Regions from separate parts of the Homo sapiens genome. Here region 2 is linked to region 1. Evidence: read pairs that join two places in POLR2A ChIA-PET (ENCODE). Cell type or tissue: K562. All regions are shown on one strand. Links, peaks and the distances in the headings refer to the core of each region. The heading gives the core; the rest is flanking DNA.

The links. Peaks named below come from ENCODE experiments on the same cell type or tissue, not always from the same donor. Only the 100,000 strongest peaks of a DNase experiment are listed, where the experiment ranks them.
Region 2: POLR2A ChIA-PET joins it to region 1 with 5 read pairs; 2 of 35 experiments call an interaction of 5 or more read pairs at or near these places.

The regions. Positions count from the first base shown.
Region 1 is chr9:130,249,177-130,258,013 of GRCh38, forward strand. No RefSeq gene overlaps it. Among named protein-coding and RNA genes, the nearest start is that of HMCN2, 12 kb to the right of the region's middle. In K562, for the core only: no CTCF peak of the experiment used is centred there; a DNase peak (open chromatin) is centred at 5,415; H3K27me3 peaks cover 547 bases.
Region 2 is chr9:129,760,319-129,769,155 of GRCh38, forward strand. No RefSeq gene overlaps it. Among named protein-coding and RNA genes, the nearest start is that of PTGES, 12 kb to the left of the region's middle. In K562, for the core only: no CTCF peak of the experiment used is centred there; no DNase peak of the experiment used is centred there.

The DNA of each region.
Region 1 (8,837 bases), core at 3,265-7,264:
AAATTTTTGATTTCCAATGGTTCCTTACTAGTGTATACAAATAAGATTAATTTTTGCATGTTGACCTTGATCCTACCACTTGCTAAACTCACTTATTAGCTGTGAGATTTTTGAGGGGTAAATTCACTGGAATTTTCTATTCTGATAATCATTCACCTGAAAACATGAACAGTTTTACTTCTTCCTTTTCAATCTATATGCCTTTTATTTTTCTTGCCTTACTGAGCTGAATAGAACATCCTGTATAATGTTAAACAGGAGTGGGGAGTGTAGACATCCTTGTCTTGTTCCCAATTTTAGGGGGAAAGTGTTCTCTCACCAGCAGGTATGATGTTAGCTGTAGTTTTGTGGGGTTTTTTTGTTTTTTGTTTTTTGTTTTTTTGTAGATGCCATTTATCAAATTAAGTAAATTCCATTCCTTTCTTATTTGCTGAGAGTTTTTTCATGAATGGATATTGAATTTTGTCAAATGCTTTCTCTGAATCAATTGATATGATTGTATGGTTTTCTTCTTCAGGCTGTTCATATGGTGAATTACCCATCGATTGTTTTTGAAAATGGAGCTAGTCTTTCATTCCTGGGAAAAGCCCTACTTAGTCTTGGGTAGTATTCTTTTTATGTGTTTCTGAATTTGATTTTGATTTGCTAAGATTTTGTTGAGGATTTTTGCATCTATGTTCATCTGAAATATTGGTTTGTAGTTTTTGCTTATTATAGGTCTTTAGTTTTGGTGTCAAAATGAGTTAGAAAGTGTTCCCTTCTCCTTTATTGAGTAGAATTGATTTTTTTTTTCTTTAAACGTTTGGTATAATTCAGCAATAATCCATCTTGGCATGAAACCTTCCTTTTTAAAAAGTTTTACAAATTCAATTCCTTTTCTCTCTTGTTCCTCCCTTCTTCCCTCCCTCCTTCCCTCCCTCCCTTCCTCTTCCCTTCCCCTTCCCCTTCTTTCTTTTTTGAGACAGGTCTCACTCTGTTGCTCAGGCTGGAGTACAGTGGCAGCATCATGGCTCACTGCAGTCTCGATCTCCCTGGACTCAGGTGATCCTCCCACTTCAGCCTCCCGAGTAGCTGGGACTACAGGTGCATGCCACTGCACCCAGTTAATTTTTTTGTATTTTTTGTAGAGACAGGGTTTCACCATGTTGCCAAGGCTGGACTCGAATTCCTGACCTCAAACAATCTGACCACCTTGGCCTCCCAAAGTGCTAAGATTACAGGTGTGAGCCGTTGTGCCTGGCCACAAATCCAATTTCTTTAGTAGTTATAGTATAATTCAGATGATCTGTTTCATCTTGGGAGAGTTTTGGTACTTTGTAGTTTTGGAGGAATTTATCCATTTCATCTAACCTGTTGGGTGTATGTTCATAGTTGTTCAGACTATTCCCTTATTGTCCTTTTAATGTCTGTGGGGCCTGTAGTTTTATGCCTTCTTTCATTCCTAGTATTGATAATTTTTCTCTTTTTCTCTGTCAGTCTTTCTGGAAGTTTATCAATTTTAATGATTTTTCAAAGAACCAGCTTTTGGTTTCATCAATTTTTTCTAATTTCTACATTATTGATTTCAGCTCTTTATTTCCTTCCTTCAGGTTTATATTTTGTGTTTCTTTAGTTTATTAAAGTGGAAGGTTAGATTGATTTGAGGCTTCTTCTTTTCTAATGCGAGCTTTTAATGCTATAAATTTTCCCCAAACCCTGCCTTACCTGCATCGTGAATATTTTGATATTGTATTTTATTTTCCTTATTGATTTCCAGTCTAATTCCATGATAGTCGAAGAACATACTTTATATATCTTAATTCTTTTGAATTTCTTAAGGTTTGTTATGACCCAGGATTTGTTCTATCTTGGTGACTGTTCCAGTTGCAATAAAAAAGAATGTGTATTCTGATATTGTTGGGTGGAGTATTCTCTAAATGTCAACGAGATACAGGTGGTTGATGGTAAGGTCATTCTGTATCCTTGCTGATTTTCTATCTACTAGTTTTATCAATCTACTGAGAGAAGTTGAGCCACCATATGCAGAAATTGGTCAAGTAGAGGACAAAATGCTACTTCTGAAGGACAAGATGACTTGGTCACCCAGTAGTCTGAGTCAGAGCATCGTGCTGGGTCTTCATGGCAACACTGGGGTCATTAACTGCACCATCTTGGGAGAGAGACACACATTGGTTTGAATCTTGCTAGTCCTCTTGCTCCAATGCTTGAGTTTCAGGCATCACCTGTGTATATCCAAACACATGTACGCTTTGCTTTTCTGTTGTTTTTCGTTTGTTTTATTTTTGAGGTGGAGTCTCACTCTGTCACTCAGGCTAGAGTGCAGTGGTGCGATCTTGGCTCACTGCAACCTCCGTCTCCCAGGTTCAAGTGATTCTCCTGCCTCAGCCTCCTGAGTAGCTGGGAGTACAGGTGCACGCCACCACACCCAGCTAATTTTTGTATTTTTAGTAGAGACGGGGTTTCACTATGTTGGCCAGGCTGGTCTCGAGCCCCTGACCTCAGGTGATCCACCCGCCTTGGCCTCCCAAAGTGTTGGGATTACAGGCCCACCGCGCCCAGCCTGTTTTGTTTTTTGATGAGGGCTGGCTGCAGTCTGGGTAATCATTGCCTTTTCCTCCTGATCTCCTAATGAACATTTTGTTGTTTTCTTTGAAGCTTTGTGGGCTGAAGGAGGTAATGGGTGGAGAAGTTAGGGGGGTGTCTAAAGGGGCTAAATTTATTTGCATTTTAAAAACAGCTCATTACTATTAGAAGGAGACAATTATACTTGATTTATTTATTTTTTTAGAGACAGGATCTTGCTCTGTCACCCAGGCTGGAATGCAATGGTGTGATCATGGCTCACCATAATCTTGAACTCCTGGCCTTAAGCAATCCTCCCACCTCAGCCTCCCAAGTAGCTGGGACCACAGGTGCACACCACTATGCCTAGCTGATTTTTAAATTTTTTTGTAGAAACAGGGTCTCACTGTGTTGTTCAGGGTGGTTTTAAACTCCTGGCCTCATGTGATCCTCCCACCTCAACCTCCCAAAGTGCTAAGATTATAGGTATGAGCCACTGCGCCTGGCTGGGGAAATCACAGATTTGGAAGGGAGAGGAGAGCTGAAGCAAGAGAAGAAGAGAATTTAGAGGAGCAGCTGTAAGGATGACAGGCATTGCGGGGAGACGTGTTGACAGGCGGTTTTTGGGAGGTTGAGCGGGTGCTTTTGAGGTGTGATTCTGCCTTTGCTAAGACTCCAAGAGTCTTCGGTAGGGAACTACTTAACTCTGATGCCTTTGAGTCTCACTTGTGTTTCTTTTGGCTATTATGCCTCACTGAGTGAGGCCTGAAGGTCAGACGGAGGCCAAGCCATCATGCTCAATGTGTTGATTTGAGGAATATCCTGCAGAAGCTTTGGGTGGGGGTAAGGGGGTCGGGGGTTAGTCTTTCTCTCATTCCAGTCCCAAAAGGTACAGATTTGAGCTCCCCAAGCCAGGAGGGGAGATTTGGCAAGAATGTTACAAGCTGGAATTCAGGGAACTCTTTAATTATTAAAGCACTGTATTTAAAGTGGATTGCTTTCTCCAAGAGCAGATTACCAACTCCCTCAGTGAGCACAGTTTTCTGGTTACATCAAAAAATATGGCCGGGCACGGTGGCTCACAGCTGTAATCCCAGCACTTTGGGAGGCTGAGGCGGGTGGATCACCTGAGGTCAGGAGTTCGAGACCAGCCTGGCCAACATGGCGAAACCCTGTCTCTACTAAAAATACAAAAATTAGCTGGGCGTGATGGTGGGCGCGTGTAATCCCAGCTACTGGGAGGCTGAGGCAGGAGAATCACTTGAACCGGGGAGGCGGATGTTGCAGTGAGCTGAGATTGCACCATTGAACTCTAGCCTGGGTGACAAGAGCGAAACTCTGTCTCAAAACAAAAAAACAACACAAAAATACATCTTTCCCTTCTTGAAGTTCACAGAGCTAGGAGGAACGACTTGGGGTGGGGCCTTAGAGATGTTTGGAAAAAAAAGGGGCCCAAACCCATCCCAAATCCTGAACCCACCCTTTCCATCCCCTTGTGCCTGACCTGTAAATGGAAACGAACTGTTAGCACCAATGCTAATCATAGCTTGTTGTACCCAGCAATTACTGAACATTTGCTTGATGCCAGATTATTTTTCATACGGTGCAAGGGCTTAGGCCAGGACCACTACTTAGGAAGATGTTCAGTTAATGTTTGCTGGCTGAGTGATGTTGGCCTCTGCTCTGCCAAAGATGTTTTTGTTCCCAGGGACTTCGTTTCGTTTAACTGTAAGTCACTTGTCATCTCAAGAGAAAGGCCCATGAGGCCATGTCCTGAATAAAGCAACATTTCTCCACCTCCATTACTTAGGACTTTTGTTACAAATGGCAAAAATCCAATCTAAATGAGCCTAAGCAAGAAAAGGGAATTTATAGGGCCAAGTGCAGTGGCTTATGCCTGTAATTCCAGCACTTTGGGAGGTCGAGGCGGGTGGATCACTTGAGGCCAGGAATTCGAGACCAGCCTGGGCAACATAGTGAGACCCCCCCCCGCCCCCCACCAACTCTACAAAATAAAAAATAAAAAAAAAATTAGCTGGGTGTGGCGGTGTGTATGTGGTCCCAGGTACTCAGGAGGCCAAGGTGGGAGAATTGCTTGAGCCCAGGAGCTCAAGGCTGCAGTGAACCTTTTTTTTTTTTTCTTTGAGATGGTGTCTCGCTCTGTTGTCCAGGCTGCAGTGCAATGGCACGATCTTGGCTCACTGCAACCTCTGCCTCCCCTGGGCTCAAGTGATTTTCCTGCCTCAGCTTCCTGAGTAGCTGGGATTACAGATGCCCACCACCACGCCCGGTTAATTTTTTGTGTTTTTAGTAGAGACGGGGTTTGTCCATGTTGGCCAGGTTGGTCTCGAAATCATGACCTCAAGTGATCCGCCCGCCTCGGCCTCCCAAAGTGCTGGTATTACAGACGTGAGCCACCGCGCCCGGCCTGCAGTGAAGCATTAGCACCACTGTACTCCAGCCTGGGTGGTGACAGAGGGAGACCTTGTCTCAAAAAAAAAAAAAAAGGAACTTATAGATTTGCATAATCATACTACAGACAGTATGGTGGGAGCGGGGACTCAAAGGATACCAGGCTTCTCTTCCTCTCTCTGCCTTCCTGTCTCTGTTGGCTTCACTCTCTCCTACTGTAGATGATCTCCTCCCTGAGGGTGGGGAACATAGCTGCTGGCCCCCGCGTGCACCACCCCGCCCCCGCCCCGCTTCCCCGTTTTATAGTCTTTGAGTTCCATGACCCCAGAAGGAAAGGGATTCTTCCACAGTAGAAGTAGAAACATCCCAGGGAAAGATATTGATTGGCTCTGTGTGGGTCACATGCCCAACTTTAGACCAATCACTGTAACTGGAGGGATGAGACACTATGATTGGTTCAGGTTGGGTCACATGACTACTCCAGCAGGGGTTTGTTGGAAGCCAGTACCAGAAGGAATGAGACGTTTTTTTTCTTTTTCTTTTTTGAGATAGGGTCTTGTTTTGTCACCCAGGCTGGAGTGCAGTCTCAACTCACTGCAACCTCGACATCCCGGGCTCAGGCAATTCTCCCATCTCAGCCCCTGAGTAGCTGGGACTACAGGCCTGCGCCACCACCAGCGGCTAATTTTTGTATTTTTTGTAGCGATGGGGTTTCGCCATGCTGCCCAAGCTTGTCTCAAATTTCCGGGCTCAAGTGATCCGCCCGCTTCCACCTCCGAAAGTGCTGAGATAACAGGCCTGAGCTAGTGCACCTGGGAACTGTGTTCTTAATTGCAGGCAACAGAAGCCAACTTTTGCTGATTTAAGCAGCACTATTAAGTGCTCACAGGTGAGCTACAGAATTCTGCTTGGCGCTACCGAGGCGGAAACAAGCCCTTGAAGGCATCGGAGCCCTAGTCTGACGACTAGAGGCTGTGGCTCACTCAACTGCCCCTACCACGCCAGGAACTTTTGCTGCTGCTGCCACTAAGGGGCCACCAGCTTCTTTGTGTCTCTGGTTCCAAATCCAAAGGCCAGCTCGAGTGTATTTGGTGGGCAGAGATTATGACAAGCCCCTGCCTCAGCTGCAGGAGAGGATGGGAAAGCGACTAGCTGGCAGCTTAGCATCTGCAGTAGCAAGCAAGTTCTGCATTCCACTCAGCCTCATAAGCAGGGGCATTCCCAAACTCGATGTTTGGGTGGCTCAAACTCAAGACAAATGTATATGTTGTATGTGTCTGTGCAGCCGCCACTAACCACTTTGTTCTTGATGCTTTCGTTCCTGGGATGTAGGCCTGTTTCCACTAAATGTCAAGCGAGATGTGATTACATCTCCTTTGCGAATGGAGTCCACCCCATAAATCTTGGCCCTTGGCAAGCAGCTCCTCTTCAGGCTATAAGAAGGTCATGGCTTGCTGTCTGGGCTGGGGAACATTTCTCTCCTTCAGATTTTCCAAATGGCGTTTCTTGGGAAGCAGCTCCAGACACCATTAATTAAACATCTTTAATCTGATTCCTTTTGCAATTCTCTGCTTTCATCAAAGGTCAACTGTCATGGCCCAATAGTTAGGATTGATCTTTTTCCTTGATGGACATCATCTTGGTGACACTGTGGATTCCTTAGTGGAGACTTCACAAGGCTAAATTGAATTGACAGGTACTTAAAGGAGACGAGTGGGGAGGGGTCCAAGGAGGTAAGAGAGCTCTGGCCTGGGCCAGAATCTATCACTCCCACTGCAGGAGCTGAGCTCAGCCTCACTTAAACGCAGAGGGTGGCCCCAGCTGGCCTCCCCAGGTCCCCTGGTCCTTTGAGATCCCCTTACTCTGGTTTTCTAGCCACCCTTCCCAGGCAGCCATACTGTTTTTTTAACGTGATAATTATAATCCCAGTGCTTTGGGAGGCTGAGGCAGGGGGATCGTTTCAGACCAGGAGTTCAAGACCAGCTTGGGCAATATAGTGAGATTCCTGTCTTTACAATTTTTTTTTTTTTAATTAGCTGAGGCTGGGTGCAGTGGCTCATGCCTGTAATCCCAGCACTTTGGGGGGCTGAGGTGGATGGATCATTTTAGGTCAGGAGTCCAAGACCAGCCTGGCCAACATGGCGAAACCCCATCTCTACTAAAAATACAAAAATGAGCCAGGCGTGATGGTGCATGCCTGTAGTCCCAGCTACTTGGGAGGCTGAGGCAAGAGAATCACTTGAGCCTGGTAGATGGAGGCTGCTGTAAGCTGTGATTGTGCCACTGCCCTCCAGCCTGGGCGACAGGCTGAACCTCTGTCTCATAAAAAACAAAACAAAACAAAAAAATTAGCTGAGCATGGTGGTGCATGCCTGTAGTCCCAGCTACTCAGGAGGTTGAAGTGGGAGGATCACTTGAGCCCAGGAGTTTGAGCCTGCAGTGAACCATGATCGTGCCACTGCACTCTAGCCTGGGTGACAGAGTGAGACCCTGTCTTAAAAAAAAAAAAAAAAAAAAAAAGATGAAATACACATAACATAAAATTCATCATTTTAATTATTTTAAAGTGTACAATTCAGCAGCATTGAGTACATTCACGATGTCTTGTGGTCATTACCACTATCTAGTTCCAGAACATTTCATCACCCCAAGAAGAAACCCTGTACCCATTTAGCAGTCACTCCTTATCTCTCCTATCTCCATCCCCTAGCAACCACTAAACTGTTTTCTGTCTTTGTGGAATTGCCTATTCTGGGTTCTTCCAGATTTCATTATATGATTCTGGAATCATAAAATACGTGATTTTATGATAAATATGATAAATTGAATCATAAAATATGTGGCCTTTTACATCTGGCTTATTGTATTTAGCATAATGTTTTAAAGGTTCACCCATGTTGTAGCATGGATCAGTTCATCATTCCTTTTTATTGCTGAATCATATTCTGTTGTATGGTTACTACTACATTTTGTTTATCCCTTTGTTCGTTAATGGACATTTGGGTTGTTTCCACCTTTTGGCTATTGTGAATAGTGTTGCTATGAACACTGTTGTACACATTTTTGTTTGAACACCTGTTTTCGATGCTTTTGGCTATATACCTAGTGGTGGAATTGCTGGGTCATATAATAATTCCACGTTTAATTTTCTTGATGAACCGCCAAACTGTTTTGCGCAGCGGCTGCACCATCTTTCATTTCCAGTGCCCTCTCTCTTGACCTGGCATCTTTAAGTGCTTTGAAATGATTTTTCTTGGCTGTCATGCTTCCCTTCTACTCCCTCGAAGACAGCTTTCAGAATCTTCTGGTTGACAAGAACTTATCTGTTGAACAGCCCCAGCTAATGTGCTGATGGGAAAAGGGAAGGGATGTCTTGTCTGAGCCCAGTGCAGTATCACAGGGGCTTCTGGGGCAAATCTCTCCATCTTTGCTGTTTAATACAGAGGAAATGGTGCTAATGGTGGAAATGTAGGTGGAGGGGGACCGTGGCTGTGACAGGAGGGGTCCTGATTTGGGAGCAGGTCAGGCTGTATAGAAATGCCTGCTTTGGCCAGGCACAGTGGCTCACATCTGTAATCCCAGCACTTTGGGAGGCAAAAGCAGGAGGATGCTTGAGCCCAGGAGTACAAGAAAAGCCTGGGCAACATAGTGAGACCCTGATATGGTTTGGCTATGTCCCCACCCAAATCTCATCGTGAATTGTAGCTACCATAATTCCCACATGTTGTGGGAGGGACCCGGTGGGAGGTAATTGAATCATAGGGGTGGTTTACCCCATACTGTTCACATGGTAGTGAATAAGTCTCATGAGATCTGATGGTTTTATTTATTTATTTATCTATTTACTTATTTTTGAGACAGAG
Region 2 (8,837 bases), core at 2,913-6,912, 490 kb before region 1:
TCTTACAAATGTGGAAAAGCGGGACTGCTCCAGTGATAAGAAAGTTCCAGTGGTCAGAAAAGCCTGGAGGGCGGGCATGGTGGCTCACACCTGTCATTCCAACACTTTGGGAGGCCAGGGCGGGAGGGTCCCTTGACTGCAGAAGTGTGAGACCAGCCTGGGTAACACAGTGAGACCCTGTCTCTACCAAAAAAAAAAAAAAAAAAAATTAGCCGGCCATGATGGTGCGCACCTGTAGTCCCAGCTACACTTGACCCCAGGTGTTCAAGGCTGCAGTGAGCCATGCTGTGATCCCGCCACTGCCCGGGTAAAAGAGCGAGACCCTGTCTCAAAATAAATAAATAAATAAAAATAAACAGGCCGGAAGCAGTGGCTCATGCCTGAAATCCCAGCACTTTGGGAGGTTGAGGCGGGCAGATCACGAGGTCAGGAGTTCGAAACCAGCCTGGCCAACATGGTGAAACCCCATCTCTACTAAAAATACAAAAAAATTAGCCGGGCATGGTGGTGGGTGCCTGTAATTCCAGCTACTCGGGAGGCTGAGGCAGGAGAATCACTTGAACCCAGGAGGTGGAGGTTACAGTGAGCCGAGATCACACCATTGTACTCCAGCCTGAGTGACAAGAATGAAACGCCATCTCAAAAAAAAAAAAAAAAGAAAAGAAAGCAAAGACAGGGTATCCACGCAATGGAATATTACTCAGCCATAAAAAGAAATGAAATCCTGACCCATGCTGTGACGTGGATGAACCTGGAAAACATGATGTGAAGGGAGAGAAGCCAGACATAAAAGGTCACTTTTTTTTTTTTTGGTTTTTTTTTTTTTTTTGAGACGGAGAGTTGCCCAGGCTAGAGTGCAGTGGTGCCATCTCGGCTCACTGCAACCTCCACCTCCTGGGTTCAAGCGGTTCTTCTGCCTCAGCCTCTGGAGTAACTGGGACAACAGGTGTGCAGTCACATGTTTTATGATGATTCCACGCATATAAAATGTCCAGAATGGGCAAATCTATAGAGAGAGAAAGCAGATTTGTGGTTGCCAGCGGGTAGGCGGGGTGGGGAAATGGGAATGACTGCTTCATGCGTATAAAGTTTTCTTCTGGGATGATGAAAATGTTCTGGAAATGGATGGTAAAGATGGTTGCAAAATATTGTGACTGTACCAATGACATGGAATTGCACACTTGAAGATGGTTAGTTTTATGGTAAGAGAAAACTGAAACTGAGCTTCTGTCTTGTTTATGGCTGAATTTACAGTGCCTAGCATGGTGTGCGCCCAGAGCTGTGCTTGGTAAATATTTGTGGAAAGACAGACGGCCTGAACGTGTGCGTTAAATGCAGGGGAATTCCTGGAGCTGACTGTGATGCCGCCCTCTCCTTCTGTCTCTGGAGAGACAAACACACTTGTGACTGCCTGAGTTCTGACCACAGTCCAGCAGCCCCTGATGGAACCCATCTGCTGCTCCTTGGACTCTGGGCCTCTCATCCCACTGCTGATGTGCAGGGCTGTGGACACACAAGGAGCATTTCCTGGCTGAAGCTCCGGGACTGGACCCCACTCACAGGAGAGGCGGATGGGGGAGAAGGAAGAGGAGAAATGTTTGTCTCAGCACAAACCACTGCCATTTCCAGGGAAGCTGCTGTCACCCTGAGTGTGGCTCAAAGCAGAGGCTCTGGAGTCAGAGGGAGCCGAGACCCTCCCATGCCTGGCTGCCCATGCATTAACTAGGCACATACAGTCTCATGCTCACACGCACACGGCCCACAAATGCTGCTTCCCACGGGCTGCAGAGGAGATGGGCAATTCCTGTGTGCAGCTCTCAGACACATCAGGGACCCATTTCCTAGGAGCCCTGTGGGGAGCTCCACATTCCTCAGATTGGATTCAGCCAGTGATTAGCTACCGGGAAGTTGGCTGGAGTTTTCAAACCACTCCCACTTTCTCAGTAGCCTCCAAGCCCCAAAACAACCTCCATTCCACAAGAAGCACCACCCCTTTCCCTGAGGGCCTTTGTCACTCGGACAGCACTTTATGACTTGTTTGTGTTTTTTTTTTTTTGTTTTTTTTTTTGTTGTTGTTTTTTGAGTCTTGCTCTGTTGCCCAGGCTGCAGGCTGGAGTGCAGTGTCATGATCTTGGCTCAGGTTCAAGTAATTCTCCTGCCTCAGCCTCCTGAGTAGCTGGGATTACAGGTGTGCACCACCATGCCTGGCTAGTTGTTTTTTTGTATTTTTAGTAGGGACGGGGTTTCACCATGTTGGCCAGGCTGGTCTTGAACTCCTGACCTCAAGTGATCCGCCCCCCTTGGCCTCCCAAAGTGCTGGGATTACAGGCGTGAGTCATCACGCCTGACGGACTGGTTTTTGCTAATCATCCAAATATGCCAGATGCTGCAATTGTCAAGGAGGAAATGTGTGCATCTTATTTTACTTCTGATACAAGGGTCATCTCTGCAACTTCCTGAGTTCCATCTCAACTGCAACCTTCCCAGGCACGAGGAACTCATTATAGTAACAGTAATAACAGCAAACGGCTGGGCGTGGTGGCTCACGCCTGTAACCCCAGCACTTTGGGAGGCCGAGGCAGGCGGATCGCCTGAGGTCAGGAGTTCAAGACCAGCCTGGCTAACATGGCGAAACCCCATCTCTACTAAAAATACAAAAATTAGCTGGGCATGGTGGCGTGTGCCTATAATCCCAGCCACTTGGGAGTCTGAGGCGGAAGAATCGCTTGAACCTGGGAGGCGGAGGTTGCAGTGAGCCGAGATTTCGTCATAGCACTCCAGCCTGGGTAACAAGAGTGAAACTCTGTCAAAAAAAAAACAAAAAAAACAGCAAACAATGGTGTCATTTGTTAGGCACCTCCTAATGGCCAGACACCCTTTAGGTGCTTTATATTTTATACCAGCATCATCACCCTGTACTGTGGAGCATTATCAGGCCCATGTTACAGAGGGAGATAAAGGATCAAGCCAGTGAATGACCTTACCTAAGAATAACAGATCTGGACAGAGATGTAGTTGGCTCCAGCCAGAGCCCATGCTCTTGACCCCCAGGCAGAGCTGAGAGAGCTGAGGTTTGAGTTCAGGCCAGCTGTTCCCTTCTTGCACAACTTTCCTTGTTCAAAATTCTTCAAGATTCTTTCCTTATAGTGAGCTGGATCTGCCTTTTAGGGCCACAGAGAACACACACACGTACACACACACACACTCCCTCTCTCCCTTTTCCTCTCCACTGCCCTTCAGAAATTGGAGGACACCACCCAGTTCACCCAAAATCTTGTCTTCCAGGCGAAACAACCACTGCCCCGTGAGCTCATCCTTGGATGTCAGGTTTTCCAGCCCCTGTAACCACTGCTTCGTTGCAGTTTGTAAAGGTCCCTCTTAGAGGGGCCTTATCCCATGTGCTGCTGACTCAGCTCAGACTGCCGGGAGCCTCCATCCTTTGCTGGGACCCCCCTCACTGCTATTAGCACAGGAAGAATTGTGACTCCAAGCAGGTCTGGCCACATCATTTGTAAAGTCCAGTACAAAATGAAAATGCAAAGCCCCTTGTTCAAAAATTGTTAAGGCTCACGCCTGTAATCCCAGCACTTTGGGAGGCAGAGGCGGGCGGATCACGAGGTCAGGAGGTCGAGACCATCCTGGCTAACACGGTGAAACCCCGTCTCTACTAAAAAAAAAAAATACAAAAAATTAGCCGGGCGTGATAGCGGGGACCCGTAGTTCCAGCTACTCGGGAGGCTGAGGCAGGAGAATGGCGTGAACCTGGGAGGCGGAGCTTGCAGTGAGCCGAGATCGTGCCACTGCACTCCAGCCTGGGCGACAGAGCGAGACTCCGTCTCAAAAAAAAAAAAAAAAAAAAGAGAATTTCAAGACAGGGACAGAAAAAATTAAAGCAAGCCTAGGGGTTCCTTCTTCGTGCAGGGCCCTGTGTGACTGCAGGAAGCCGGCCCAGATTCCAAGCTCAGGACGACTCGACAAAGGGCGAGTAAGGAAGACACGTCCTAATCAAAACCCACACAAACATAACATCAGAGATAGCTGAAGACACAATCAGCTTGGTAGGGCCTCTCATGATATAGCAAATACCAACATGTTATTATGAATAATAACATGAGCAGTAAACAGCAGCTAGCATCCTTTTGTGCTTCCTCCCAGCCAAGCAACAAGCAATTTTTTTTTTCTTTTCTGAGACAAAATCTGGCTCTGTCACCCAGGCTGGAGTGCAGTAGTGAAATCTCAGCTCACTGCAGCCTCCGCCTCCCAAGTTCAAGCAATTCTCATGCCTCAGCCTCCCAAGTAGCTGGGATTACAGGCGCCCGCACCACACCCAGCTAATTTTTGTATTTTTAGTAGAGATGGGGTTTCGTCATGTTGGCCAGGCTGGTCTCGAACTCCTGGCCTCAAGTGATCTGCCTGCCTCGATCTCCCAAAGTGTTGGGATTACAGGCGTGAGCCACCAGGCCTGGACGCAATTTTTTTTTTATTTTTTTTTTTGGAGACAGAGTCTCACTCTCTCACCAGGCTGGAGTGCAATGGCGTGATCGCGGCTCTCTGCAAGCTCTGCCTCATGGGTTCAAGTGATTCTCCTGCCTCAGCCTCCCAAGTATCTGGGACTGCAGGTATGCGCCACCATGCCCAGCTAATTTTTGTATTTTTTTTAGAGACAGGTTTCACCATGTTGGCCAGGCTGGTCTCGAACTTCTGACCTCGTGATCCGCCTGCCTCGGCCTCCCAAAGTGCTGGGATTACAGGCGTGAGTCACCGGGCCTGGCCTGTTTTTTAATTTTTATACTTTTTTCTTAAAAATGAAGACACAAACACACACGTTAGCCTAGGCCTACGCAGGGGCAGAATCATCAATATCACTGTCTTCCACCTCCACATCTTGTCCCACTGGAAGGTCTTCAGGGGCAATAACAGGCATGGAGCTGTCATCTCCTATGATGACAATGTTTCTTCTGGAATCCTTCCTGAAGGACCTATCTGAGGCTGTTTTACAGTTATCTTTTTTTTTTTTTGAGACAACACTGTCATGCAGGCTGGAGTGCAGTGCTGGGATCGTGGCACACTGCAGCCTCAATTCCTGGGCTCAAGTGATCCTCTTGCCTTAGCCTCCCAAAGTGCTGGGACTATAAGTGTGAGCCATATGCCAAGTCTTTTTTTTTTTCTTTAATAAACCTTAGAGTGGTACAATGGCTAAGACATCACTAGGTGATAGGAATTCTTCAGGTCCATTATAATCTATGGGATCACCATCACGTATGCAGTCAGTTGTTAACCAAAATGTCATCATGAGGCACATGACCATAAATATATCCTTTTATATAAAAGTAGGAGCCAGGCATGGCAGCTCACACCTGTAATCCCAGCACTTTGGGAGGTTGAGGGAGGAGGATTGCTAAAGGCTGGGAGTTCAAGACCAGCCTGGGCAACATAATGAGACCTCATTTCTAAAATCAAATTTTTAAAAATTAGCCAGGCGTGGTGGCTCACACCTGTGTTCCCAGCTACTCAGGAAGCTGAGATGGGAGGATCACTTGAGCCCAGAAGGTTGAGGCTGCAGTGAGCAGTGATTGCACTGCTGCACTCCAGCTTCCTGGATGACAGAGTAAGACCCTGTGTCAAGGAAATGCAGATAGATAGAGAGATAGAGAGATAAATAGATAGATAGATAGATAGATAGATAGATAGATAGATAGATAGATAGATTTACTATGCCATATAATTGGCTCATGTGATTACGGCAGCTGAGAAGTACCATTAACTGCTGTCCGCCCGCTGGAGACCCAGGAGAGCTGGTGGGGCAGTTCAGAGTCCAGAGGCCTGAGAACCAGGAAGCCAATGGTATAAATTTCAGTGCAAGAGCAGAAGATGAGAGGAGATGTCTCAGCTCAAGCAGGCAGGCAAGGAAAAAGGTGCAAATTCCTCCTTCCTCTGCCTTATTATTATTATTATTCTTATTTTGAGACAGAATCTCACTCTATCTCCCAGGCTGGAGTGCCCTGGTGCAATCTCAGCTCACTGCAACCTCTACCTCCCAGGTTCAAGCGATTCTCCTGCCTCAGCCTCCTGAGTAGCTGGGATTACAGGCGCATTTCACCACGCCTGGCTAATTTTTGTATTTTATTTATGTATTGTATTTATTTATTTTTTAATTTATCTTTTTTGAGACGGAGTTTCACTCTGCAGCCCAAGCTGGAGTACAGTGGCGCGATCTCTGCTCACTGAAAGCTCTGCCTCCCCGGCTCAAGCAATTCTTGTGCCTCAGCCTCCTGAGTAGCTGGCACTACAAGCGTGCGCCGTCACATCTGGTTAATTTTTTGTATTTTAGTAGAGACACGGTTTTACCATGTTGCCCAGGATGGTCTCGAACTCCTGAGCTTAGGCTCTCTGCCCGCCTCAGCCTCCCAAAGTGCTGGGATTACAGACGTGAGCCACTGCACCCAGCCAAATTTTTGTATTTTTAGTAGAGGCGGGGTTTCACCATGTTGGCTAGGCTGGTCTTGAACTTCTGACCTCAAGTGATCCACCTGCCTCAGCTTCCCAAAGTGCTGGGGTTACAGGCGTGAGCCACTGTGCCCAACCTGCCTTTTGTTTTATTCAAGCCCATAACAGATTGGACGATGCCCACTGCCACTGGGGAGGGCACTGTATTGTGTCTGTGGATTCAAATGCCAATCACAGCCTCACAGACATACCCAGAGACAATGTGTAATCTGGGCACCTTTGGCCAATGAAACTGACCCAAAAGACTAACCACCACAAGTCCACCCCTTGTCAACTAGGTACCCTGTAGACATTTCCTAAACCGTACTTAATCTCCAAGTAAAGACAAAGCAAAGTCATAATTCCACCTAACACGATGCAACTCTCCTGCATACACCAGAAACACACTCATCCCTTCCCCGGAAGAGGAGGTAAGAAGAGGAGAGTGATGTTTACGCTTCTCCTTGATATCCCATAGCTTAAATACTATGATATAAAATCAATACATCTTATGTTACATGATAAGAGAGTAAGAGAGGAAAAGAAACAAAGATATATATATATATATATATATATATACACACACACACAGACACACATGCAGAGAAAAATAAAGAGGAAAAACTGATGACAATCACAGTCTCTGTTTCTGTGGCTGACCACATGGTTATAGCTGGTATTTAAAACCACCTTCTTCCACTACTGGTTCTGTACAACCTTTGCCTTCAGCAAGCACCTCAGCTGGTCATGTTTTTTTTTTTTTTTTTTTTTTTTTGTCACCCAGGCTGGAGTGCAGTGGTACGATTTTGGCTCAATGCAGCCTCGACCTCCCGGGCTCAAGCGATCCTCCCACCTCAGTCTCCCAAGTAGCTGGGACCACAGGCACGCAGTTTCTGTATTTTTGGTAGAGGTGGGGTCTCTCCATGTTGGCCAGGCTGGTCTCAAACTCCTGACCTCATGTGATGCTCCCGCCTCAGCCTCCCAAATTGCTGGGATTACAGGTGTGAGCCACCACACCCAGCCAGTCGTGATTCTTTATCTGGGTGGAGTGACACCCAAACCTTCATTCCTGAAGGGTCTGGGCCATTCATAGTCCGATCTAGATTGGGTTATTGTCATTTTCCACAGGCCATGGTGATACTAAGAGATGGCCTAAGGAGGCCGGGCGCTGTGGCTCACGCCTGTAATCTCAACACTTTGGGAGGCCAAGGTGGGCGGATCATGAGGTCAGGAGATCGAGACCATCCTGGCTAACACGGTGAAACCCTATCCCTACTAAAACTACAAAATATTAGCCGGGTGTGGTGGCGGGCTCCTGTAGTCCCAGCTACTCGGGAGGCTGAGGCAGGAGAATGGCGTGAACCCGGGAGGCGGAGCTTGCAGTGAGCCGAGATCGCACCACTGCACTCCAGCCTGGGCGACAGAGCCACACTCGTCTCAAAAAAAAAAAAAAAAAAAAAAGACATGGCCTAACGGGTCTCCTGCATTCCACACTCTTCCCTACCTCCATTGTGGAGCAGCAGCCCAATGTCCCCTTGGTGATCTGGATCAGTCACCCCAGCCCACACCATAGCTCCCTTCTTTCCCTGTTGACCCAGAGGCATGAGGAGCCCAAAGTGGCCGGGTGGCATCTTAACTTCCAGCTCAAAGGAATTGTTGTGTCTCCCGCTGGAAACACTCCTCCCTCTGGAACTAAGATCTTTAGGCCAACAGAGAATAAAGTCACAAGAATAAGAAGCACACATTTTTCCAGTAGGCCACTCAGAGTAATAGTGAGTGGTGCCACTCCCATTTTCACCTTTTGATTCCAGACCCATGAACCTTGGCTTTCAGAGAAACAGCACCATATATGGGCCGCTGGTTAAGAACATACACAGCGCGTGGCTGGGAGCGGTGGCTCATGCCTATAATCCCAACACTTTGAGAGGCTGAGGCTAGCGGATAATCTGAGATCAGGAGTTCAAGACCTGCCCAGGCAACATGGTGAAACCCCATCTCTACCAAAAAATACAAAAATTAGCCGGGTGTGATGGTACACACCTATAGTCCCAGCTACTTGGGAAGCTGAGGCTCAGGAACCTGGGAGTCTGAGGTTGCAGTGAGCCGAGATCGTGCCACTGCACTCCAGCTGGGGTGACAGAACAAAAGAAAAAAAAAAAGCAAGAATAAAGAAAAGATGGCTGTGTGCGGTGGCTCACACCTGTAATCCCAGCACTTTGGGAGGCTGAGGTGGGTGGATCACCTGAGGTCCAGACTTCAAGACCAGCCTGACCAACATGGTGAAACCTCATTTCTACTAAAAATACAAAAAATTAGCCAGGCATGGTGGCTCATACCCATATCCTAGCTAC